Linked DNA regions of Mus musculus: region 1 is linked to region 2. A link is a loop called in an ENCODE intact Hi-C map of the cell type or tissue named here. Cell type or tissue: gastrocnemius. All regions are shown on one strand. Each heading gives the region's core, and the rest is flanking DNA. Links, peaks and the distances in the headings are about the cores only. Region 1 has its middle 24 kb from the start of Gm40226. Region 2 overlaps Faf1 (Fas-associated factor 1).

Region 1 (5,387 bases), core at 55-5,054, 130 kb after region 2:
GCAAGAGATCATTAAAAATATATCCATCAATTTGTAAAGTAGAAAAGGTCTAATTTCTGTCTCTATAGCAATTTGAATCATTACTTAATAGGCCCAATGAGGAAATTTGTTTACAAAAAACAAAAACCACGGATGTGAAACGCAGTCATCTGGAAATGGCATTCACTAATGGGTAGTGATACAGTTGAGTCGGGAAAGTATGACGGCATCTTCCATGTAATGATGTGTCCGTGTTCCCCCTTGTAGTTCTCAAATCCCTATGCTAACATGTTAACCATGGCACCATCTTGTGGCTGTTTCATCAAATAGCTGGGATACACAAACATCTGTAGGGAGACACTATAAATGAAAGTTATTTGTTTTAAAAAGTAAAGCCATAAAATGACATGTAATTTAACATAATGTTTGCAGGTAATTTCCCTTATTCTCATTCAAAGAGCTTCAACTTGAAAAGTAAGCTAATCAACTAGCTTTAGCATGGGCACATTTCTTTCTTATTTTCTGTATTAATTGTTTATATACAATCTCAGATTGGTCCATTGGTGATGAAAACACCAAATGGATATTATAATCTGAAGCATTTTAGTGTGTAGAGTGGACATGTGTTTACACATAAATGTGTGTGTGTCTGTGTGTATATGTTTGTGTGTGTCTATGTGTGTATATGTGTATGTGTGTGTGTGTGTGTGTGTGTGTGTGTGTGTGTGTGTGTGCATTCGCTCAGTTGTTGCTTTCATATGCTTTAACCTTAGGCTCTGTTAAGCAAAGGGAATTGATACATGGTAAAAAAAAATTAAGAGATTAAAAAAAAACCCTTTGAGAAATCGTCTTTAAAAACCTTTAATCATTCACTGGCTATCTGGCTATGAACATAATCTTGGTCAATGTTATGTTATTATAATGAAATATCTGAGGTTGGGTAACACTCAGAAAGATTTATCCAGTTCAAATATTCAATTCTGTGACTTCTCATGGTGGTCTTGCTAAGCAGATCCCCCGGGGGCATTGTCACCGAACTAAGATTTTATATAACTGTAACCTTTGTTCTTGAATTTTCCCTAAAATGTTTTGAAAGATTTTTTTAAACTAAATTTGAATAATAGAAATATTTTATTGTCTATGACATTTTTAAAAATGTCTTGAAACTCTTTTTTTTCCTCTCTCTCTCTTCAAAAGTCTTCAAGTGCCAGGTATGGTGGTGCACATCTTTGATCCCAGCACTCAGGAGGCAGAGGCATGTGGATCTCTGTGAGTTCATGGCCAGCCTGGTCTATTGAATAAGTTCCAGGACAGCCAGGGATACAAAGAGAAACCTTGTCTCAAAAACAGAACAAAACAAAACAAAACAACAACAACAACAACAACAAAAGTCTTCAAGCAGCAGATTGTTCACAGGAAGAATATAGAAATATTTCAAATACATTAAAAAACAGTCTTCCTAAGAGCTGGAGAGACGGCTTAGCAGTTAAGAGCACTGCCTACTCTTCCAAAGGACCGGGGTTTGATCTCAGCATTCATATGGCAGCTCACAACGGTCTATAACTCCAGTTCCAGGGCAGCCAAGGAACACATATACATGCGGGTAAAGGACACACGCAAATAAGCCTTTCTAAAGTGAGAAAAATAGTAGACCATACTGAGGTGAGACGTGTCTCCCAAACAAGCAAAGGAAAAAGTTGGCCATGCTACCAGGGTAGTGAAGATTGATGGAAAGATGTCCATTCCCTTACAGTGCTGGTGTGAGCACATAAGATACACTCCTACAATAGCAGCTTGGTAAAACCTATCAAAATTACAAATGCACATACTATTATGTGTTATTTCATGTTAACAAAATTCCCACCTATACATGCAATTTACATTTTTTTTTTTTTTTAGAAATGACATGTAAAAGATTATTCAGAGTTTGTAGTGGCAAAATTTGGAGATGACTTGATCTCCATTAACTGGGAACTGTTAAGTTATCACCATTGAAATAACAGAATACAGTGGTCATATGATGAAATCACTAACACTGGCTGTGTAGAAAGGGAACTGAAATAGAAGGCAGACTCGCTGTTCACACATCTGAATCTGTTGAAAAATGAACCATCTCAATTAATAGCCATTTATATAAATAAAAAGTTCTCCCACCGCTTCCTGGGCCACTACATCTCCCACTCTGGTTTCTCAAAGGTTGAAGACCCGAGTTGGGTTGTCTAAGGTCACCGTGCACCCTGAAAATCCAATCGTGTGCTTTGGACGATCTCTGCAGAAGGTTCAGCCTGGTCCCTGGTTTCCCTCTGACCCAACTCTTTTTTAACACTGCTTCTCCAAGCCCTGGGTGTTCCAGGATACTGGGTCAGGGGTTAGTTTTGAAAATGTTGACTCAAGTCTAGGGCAGGCCCCCAGCAAAGCAGTCACTTGCGTGTGGTCACAGGATTTGTATAGCCCCAGACTGCCGCTTTCCTCTCAGCCTGTGGTCCTTTTCTCTGCACCCCGCCCCCGCCCGAATACCTTCTTTTGGGGGCCAAAAAATGTATACACTATATAAAAACACAGTAATGGATAAAGACCCTGAGGATTCCATGACTTCGCCACTTCTCTTATTACCCCAGCCAGATCTCCGCTTCGACCCCTGACCTATTTATTTAACTGGCTCTTTGGCATCCCCACTCAGATGCTTAATGTTTCAAAATCTATGTGTTAAAAAATTGGCCTCCAATTCAGCTTCAAACCAACTCCTCCAGGCAACTCCAGTTATTCGGATCTGGAGTTGCCCTCTCCTGGCTCCTTTAAAACAGCAACAATCGAATTCTCTTCCCTCACCCCCAGCTGAGAACCCAGGAGTTCCGTGGTCCCTGAGGCCAGTGCCTCGGCAATTGAAGTAGTCCCACAGCGGCTGTCCTCCATGGGTGGCAGCCAGACAACCAACAGCTGCTTTTTCCACAAGGCTGGTGCCTCCGCAGTTCCAACCTGGTGCCAAAAGGCCGAGTGAGCGGTTCCTGGAGAGCTGCTGGTGCTAGTCTTTCATGATGAGAGTTTGGAAAAGCTGGTTCTGGCATCAGGGAAGGCAACTGCAGCAGCAGGACAAGAGAGGAGACCAAGGAGCAAAGGCGCCGTGCCTTTTTATCCTTGGCGCTACTGGAAGATGCTGCCTAGGGTGGGTCTTTACACATCCATCAAGGAGATCAACACATTTCCTCAAGTGAGGCTCCCAGCTTAGGCAATTATAACTTCTGGCAAATTGGCATTAAAATCAACTGTACTAAAAACTGGCTCCCAAAAGTTGTTCTCTGACCTCTGAGTGGGCACATTAATGGTAAAATGCTTATTGTTTATTTTTAAATATATAATTTACTTTTACTTTATGTTCATTGGTGTTTTGCCTGCCTGTGTGTCTGTGTCAGAAGCCCTGGAACTGGAGTTGCAGATAGTTGTGAGTCCCCACATGGATGCTGGGAAATGAGCCCCTCCTCTGGAATAGCAACCAGAGGCTCATCACATCTGGGTGTGCTGGTAACTAGTGCTGCTGAAGCGTTATAATTCATTGGGATCTCCATGATGACATTATAATTTGTTTTTATTAGGGGTATCAGATTCCCTGGAACTGGAGTTACAAAAGGCTCTCATTTGGGTCCTCTGGAAGAGCAGCCGGTACTTCCAACTGTAACTTTAATTTTCCCAAAACCTATTTTTAATGATGGTTCTTAAACGCTTTAACCTCCGTTGAGGCTCACCTCCCACCAGAGGTAGTGGGAAAGAAAGGATACAGGGGAAGTGGATCTGTTTAGAAAGGTTCTTTGGAACAACTTCCTCCGACTGTGTTGTCTGGAAATCCACAGTTTAGTTCACAAGTTAGCAGCAGCAGCAGCTTTATCCACTCAAACATGTCACAGATGCACCAGCAGTCCAGTTTGGTTCAGTAGAGTTGGGAGAACAAACACAAATCAGCAGCAGTGGCACTACCTAGCAGAGACAGCCAGGCCTCAGCCTCAGCACAAGTCAGCAGGATGGACCAGGAGGAATGCCAGGAGAAGTCCTCAGTTGTGCCTCAGCAAAGATCAGCGGATAAGCAAAACCAACAGGCGTTGCACAGCTAGCTCTGTAAGCAAGCCTAGCTCTGCCTCCATCACTGTCCACTGAGTCCTTTTTATACTCTCACCAAACATCATGTGTCCTCCGAGTCTCGCCTCAGCATGTGCGTCTGTCTCAGCTGACATCACTCTGCCCACCAGCCTGAGTCTAAGAAAGTGGCAAGAAACTGCAGCCCACCACCAGAAGTGTTTTGGTTTGTTTCTCTCTATGGAGTCCCAACAAATGCAGCTCAACTACACAAGGTAAGGCAGACCAATACATGAGTGTCATTAGAAAAGAATCCTTCATCACGTGTCCTTTCAGGCACTTGCTTTAGCAGGACATCCTCTCTCCTGTGTCTGCTTCAGCAAAATATTACTTCACGAGTTTGCCTTAGCCTTTCACCTGTGTCCAATTTCAGCTAAATGTTCCTTCACATGTTTACCCCAGCAAAACATCATCCAAACTCACTTTCCAAAGAACCCTTCAGTTTCCACTTCACCTACTTCAGTGGTTACTGAGTCATCTGTCCAGCCTGGCAGTCTAATCTTAATATTACTTTTTTACTTGCTGAAATGCTTCAGTAAAGTGACCTTTCTCTTCATCTACTATTTGGTCATCCAATGGTTCAGTGTGTACAGGAATTACACTATAAATTCTTGGTCTTCCAAAGCAATGCAAACATCTCCTATTACCAAAAAAATAAGCAATGTTTTATCATTGCCAATTCATGGATTTTGATAGTGTGAGATTTTTGTGGTTATATACCTCACTGAAGCTTAGTTTATCAGGTCTGAGAAACTGAGATCCGTGTTACATTTTATTCAAGTCTATGTCCCTTTAACTCTAGAACACATTGCTAGCTTCCTTGCTAAATAGACTAGCAGGATGGTCCAAAAGCCCTGGTTTTTTTTGGAAGCAAATGTTAGTTCAAGACACAGTAAAGGAAAAAGGCCAAGTAACATATAAAGGCAGACCTATCAGAATTACACCGAATTTCTCAACAGAAAAGCCTGAAGATTCTGAACAAATGTTATGCAGACCCTAAGAGACCACAGATGTCAGCCCAGACTACTATATCCAACAAAACTCTCAATCACCATAGATGGAGAAACCAAGATATTCTGTGACAAAACCAAATTTAAACAATATCTTTCTACTAATCCAGCCCTACAGAGGATACTAGAAGGAAAACTCCTATACAAGGAGGGTAACTACACCCAAGAAAATACAAGAAACTAATCACCTCACAACAGACCCAAAAGAAGACAACCATACACACACAATACCACCTCCAATAACAAAAATAACAGGAAGGAACAATCTTTGGT
Region 2 (5,387 bases), core at 272-5,271:
AACTTCTCCTGGTGTCTCCTGGTCTAAATCCCTCCTGCTGATTCATGCCCCTGCTAGGTCCTGCCACCACTACTGCTATGCCAACTACTGAACTGAACTGCTGGTATATATGTGAAGTGTTTGTGAGTGGATCAAACTGCCCCTGCTGACCTTTGAACTGAACTGCTGATTTCCCAAAACGCAGGGCTGGAGAGATAACCGGGTAATTAAGAGTATCTCACTTCTAAGGACCCACATGGTGGCTGACAATAATCTGCAATTCGAGTTCCAAAAGATCTGATGATATGTTATTCTGGCCACCATGGATACCAGATACACATGTGCTACAGATAATGCAGGCAGGCAAAACAGACATATACATAAAATAAAAATAAATCATTTTTGAAAACATCAGTCTCCAATCAAGCTGCTATTCTGAGCCACTTCCCCAGAACATTACCACTGAACAATAATAAATATAAAGTATAATGCTTAAGTCTACAGAGCAAAGGATCAGACCATGAATTTCTGATAAGAAAACCAACCTTTCTCATTACTTGAGGATGTTTCATAGAAATATCAAAAACAAATATTAACTATGATTAAATCCTAGAAGTATCTTAAAATTAGAACTTTCTATTCATTTTCAAATGTATCAAAGAGGGACTTTTGCTCATGATACCATAGGCATATAAGTACACAAAATTATACAGACCACAAGTGCATTTTCTCAAGTAAGCAACCTTCTCCTCTAAACAAAACTATTTGACCAAAATTAATGTTACCCTCCAAATGTCCACCATAAGTCTTAATGTCTTCATGCCAACCTACTATTAAACTTTTCTCCAAAATTACTGGACTTTTTGCATCAAAACAAAATAATCTGAAAGGTTTACTTTACATTTAACATTTCATTTGACAAATGCCAATAAAAGGAGAAAGAGAAGGAGGAGGAGGAAGAAGAGAAGGAAAAGAAAAAGGACTCAGACTTTAAGACTGAAAGTCCTTCATCCATTGAATACCCCTATTCTGAGAATCCAGTAAGTTCCAATGCTAAAATCTGTTCAGCATCAGATACTCAAAATGTTTTACAATTTGGAACATGAGATTGTAGACTTTTGGATTGGAGACAGTCAATGAGGAAAATCTATTCAAAATCTGTAAAACTATTAACACATTAACTAGTTGTTTCCGGTATTTCAGGTGAATGGCACAAAACACATGCATGAGGAGCATGACAACAGGTCCTTCTCTTTTTCTCCCAAGTGGTTGTCTGTAGTGACTTCTTTCCACTTAACTATATCTTACCTTATTAATTGCTTCATAAAGTTACCTAGCTTTCTCTCTGTCCATTCCTGATCCCTCCTAAATGAGTTAAAAGAGAGAGATGGATATTATACTTAGTATATTTCTCCTGATGCACAATCTTTCTCCTAGTTGCTCATGAGCAAACATATTCATGCCAATGGGCACCAACAATACCCACCCAAGTCTCAGTTGATGAACCAATGGATTTACTGGAGCTACTTACAACAGCACGGGTAACTCTCAGGCAGCTGCATCTCAAATGACTCACAAAAGCTACATCACTGGATGACTGCAGTGGAAAGTTACATCATCTGTGTAACTTGTAGGCAGCTCTACTAAAGAGTCGCTCATGCTCCTTTAAGTAACCCCAATAAACTACCTGGTCCACAAAGCTAGACTTAAAACAGAATTGTGTCCTTGGTCTATTATTAGTTCCTTATCTATACTGAATTTGTTCACAGCTCCTCAAGATAAGTCATGAAACACAACTATCCCCAAATAAGGACAGATTAGAACCAAAGATGAATCTAGCATATCGCCTTCTATGTGTTCTAAGACATAGGGCATCTGAGAGTGGAGCAGTAAGGACAACCCAAATAAAGCCATTCTTCCCTAGGTTACATTTGTGTGTGCCATCTTGCTATGGCAGCAGCTGAACTGGCCTTTCGATGGATAAGAAAACATTCAGATAAGGCTGAGACATATGGAGGTAACATCTCAGGGTTGTCATCTTCTATGTGGTATTGAGTACAACACTTCCTTGACTAATAGAGTCCACAGTGTGGCAGAAGTACTAGCAGATACGTTGTAGTTCCTGAGAGTAGCACTTACAAAACTCAGCTATAAGCAAGTTACAATAGCAGTTTCATGGCCTCTAAAATAAGCAAATGAGGTATGGCTTAACCAATAATGAGGGTGTATAAGGAAAATGAGATCTTATACTATACTAACTTAGCTGAGAATATATTTCTTTTTTATAATTTTTATTAGACTTATTTATTATTTTATATCTGAGTGTTTTGCCTGCATATATGTATGTGTACCATTTATTTGCATGCCTGGTGCCCACAATGGTCAGAAGAGGTTATTGACTGCTCTAGATCTGGAGTTACTTAGGGTATGAACCACCATGTGAGTGCTAGGAATCAAAACCCAATCCTCTGGTAGAGCAACAAGTGCTCTTAACAGCTGAGCCATCTTTCCAGCCCTGAGAGGACATATTTTAAAATTCCTTTACTGAGCATTTTCAAATTAGGAAAGGCTGCTAGAAATTTTTGTAGGCAGTGCTCTCCAAAGTGTCCTCAGGGGCTGAGATGTAACTCAACTGGAAGAGTGCATGATTAGCGTATGTAAGGAAGGCCCTGGGACCAACCCTAGCTATACGAATGTGTAATCCTAGCACTTAGGAGATAGAAGCAAGGTGACAAGGTTGAAGCCAGCCAATACTGCAGAGGAAGACCAGCCTGAGCTATTAGCAGGAGCATGTCTCCAAAAGGAAAGAATAAGCCTATGTATGTCACCAAGTCCTACTGCATGCAGCTCACATACACACTGCTCTAGTCTCATCTAATTGACATGCAGCACCAGATAGGTCTAGAACTGTTCCAGATCCATAGCAATCATCCCCATCAACAAAGATGTAAAATTCCTCATGAACACATCAGTAACTTAAGAATATTTAAAACAATAACAAATCATGATTGATGGGTTTATGCCAACAGGACAAACCTGGCTCCACATTTTTTCAGCTCTATTATAATCTTATGACACCATCATTGTATATGCAGCTCTTGACCAAAACACCATTATGTGGTTTATGACTGTACTATTATACAAATTTTATTCTGGAGAGTTATAAATTCTTTCCTTTATTTGAAAGAAAAAAACACTAGAGCAATAACAAGTTTATGTAAACTAAAAAATTAGGTTGGTAAAATTGAAATAATAAGCTTCAAAACAGTAATGTTTTGGTAAATTTCACAAAACTGCTGATAGTACATCTTTTAGTAACAAATTGAAGAATGGATTCTAGTAAGGGGTTACATTCTCATTTCTAGCCACAAGAGGGAGCAAGTACTTAACAGATTTTGCAAATTTCATTATACACTGCTTTCACACAAGACTTTCAAAACCTAGTAACAATAAAACTAAGAATGTCTACCATTGATAGGGTCTAAAACTACAGTGGGTAGAATAAAAGCTACTTTCCTCAGGCTTCATAGTACTTTTAAATTGCTGATTCCTTAAATGAATACCAACACACTTTCTCATAAGAGCACTATAGGTTATAATTTGTTAAGTATTCAGTCTAAACAGAAACTAAAAACATGATGTAAAGACTAAATAAATTATCATAATCTAATTCATAAACTAAAACTCTACAGGTGTGTGTGGTGGCATACATACTAGCACTTGGGAGGCTGAAACAAGAGGATATGGAGTTCAAAGCCAGCAGTGGTAACAACAAGTTCAAAGTCATCCTAAACTAACAGTGAGACCCTGTATTCAAAAAATGTGCCCCCAAAACTGTGCTAATGTGCCAAGCAATCTATCATATAGAGAACCACAACAGGATGTAGATACCAGAATATTTTTAATTCAAAGTTAACTCTAACGACCTAAGCCACTTGCCTCTTTTTCGAGACAGGGTTTCTCTGTATAGCCCTGGCTGTCCTGGAACTCACTCTGTAGACCAGGCTGGCCTCAAACTCAGAAATCCGCCTGCCACTGCCTCCCAAGTGCTGGGATTAAAGGCGTGCCCCACCATGCCCAGCCTCTTTTTTTTTTTAATTGTTATTTAGCTTAAACATGTTAATAACTTAACATTTGCCTATAGGAACCTACAACTACAGTTATTAACAGCACTTGCTACATTTTTGAAAGGAGGCATCTTTAAAATGTACTAGCAAGTAGTTAAATCATAAATGCTAATACTGAAAATTCTCAGTCCACTAATGATATATAAATATAGCTCTTTGGTTTTTCAGGGAGAGTGGATTCCATCCATTGTGATGTATGCCTATAATCCCAGAACTCAAAAGACAGAAGCAGGAGGACCCAAGAATCCAAAACCAACCTATATCACAGAACAAGACATTACCAGAGTGAGGGAAGGAAGGGAGAGAAAGACAAGAAGAAAATGAGGGTGGCCTCCAAAAGGGAATAAGGAACTACGTAGGTGACTTCAGATGGGACCCTCAAATTGGGTATGTTTATATAGAAGCAATACATGGAATTCAAGGTATATCCTCAGAAAAACAAGGTATAATTTTGGGGGTTTGTTTTGTTCAAACAGTTTCTTTAGCTAGCCCTGACTGTCCTGGAATGTAGACCAGGCTGGCCTTAAACTCAGGACCACCTGCTCTGTCTCCCAAGTGCTGGGATTAAAGGCGTGCGCCACCACCGCCACCACTACCACCCAGCTACAGTATAGCTTGGCTAAGATATAGTTTGCTGCTGTTGATGATCATGATGGTTTTTTTAAACTGTGTAGTACTCTGCATGGACAGGCAGAGTACCTAATATGAGGCCAGCTGTAGCATAACAATATCCTCTAGTTTGCTTGTCAGGACTTAGAAAGCAAAAGAAATTTTAAGAGGCTCGCAAATAAAATAACTCAAGTCTCAGGAAGGCCTTGAAATATACAAGATTCACAAGGCTCTTCCTTAAGACTATATAAGCAATAGAAACTGCAAGAGAGTATAGACTCAGGTCAAGCTTCCTGTAAGTCATGCAAGGAGCTCCAGGGATACCAACTTCATGGGCTCCATGCAGCTTCCATGAGTGCCAATAAATATGACCTTTGTTCTATATGGTAATTGAATACTAGATTAAAAGATGAGGCAGGAGATGGATGAGCTACTGTACATCTAGATCTAGAGAAATAGAATGAGTTTGAGGACGGACTAGGTATATAGAATTCCAGACCAACCCAGGTCTTCACCTAGGTTTGGATACCATCTCAAAAATCAAAAATTAAGGGAGTAGCCGGGCGTGGTGGCACACGCCTTTAATTCCAGCACTTAGGAGGCAGAGGCAGGCGGATTTCTGAGTTTGAGGCCAGCCTGGTCTACAAAGTGAGTTCCAGGACACCCAGGGCT

Evidence for each region. Peaks named below come from ENCODE experiments on the same cell type or tissue, not always from the same donor. Only the 100,000 strongest peaks of a DNase experiment are listed, where the experiment ranks them.
Region 1: a loop joins it to region 2, with 8 times the contacts of the local background. A loop is called at or near these places in 17 of 42 quality-filtered maps.

What each region holds. Positions count from the first base shown.
Region 1 is chr4:109,572,020-109,577,406 of GRCm38, reverse strand. No RefSeq gene overlaps it. Among named protein-coding and RNA genes, the nearest start is that of Gm40226, 24 kb to the right of the region's middle. In gastrocnemius, for the core only: a CTCF peak has its summit at 296 (motif pointing left); a DNase peak (open chromatin) is centred at 2,913.
Region 2 is chr4:109,701,717-109,707,103 of GRCm38, reverse strand. The region is part of intron 1 of Faf1 (Fas-associated factor 1); the gene reads right to left. Among named protein-coding and RNA genes, the nearest start is that of Faf1, 28 kb to the right of the region's middle. In gastrocnemius, for the core only: a CTCF peak has its summit at 3,334 (motif pointing right); no DNase peak of the experiment used is centred there.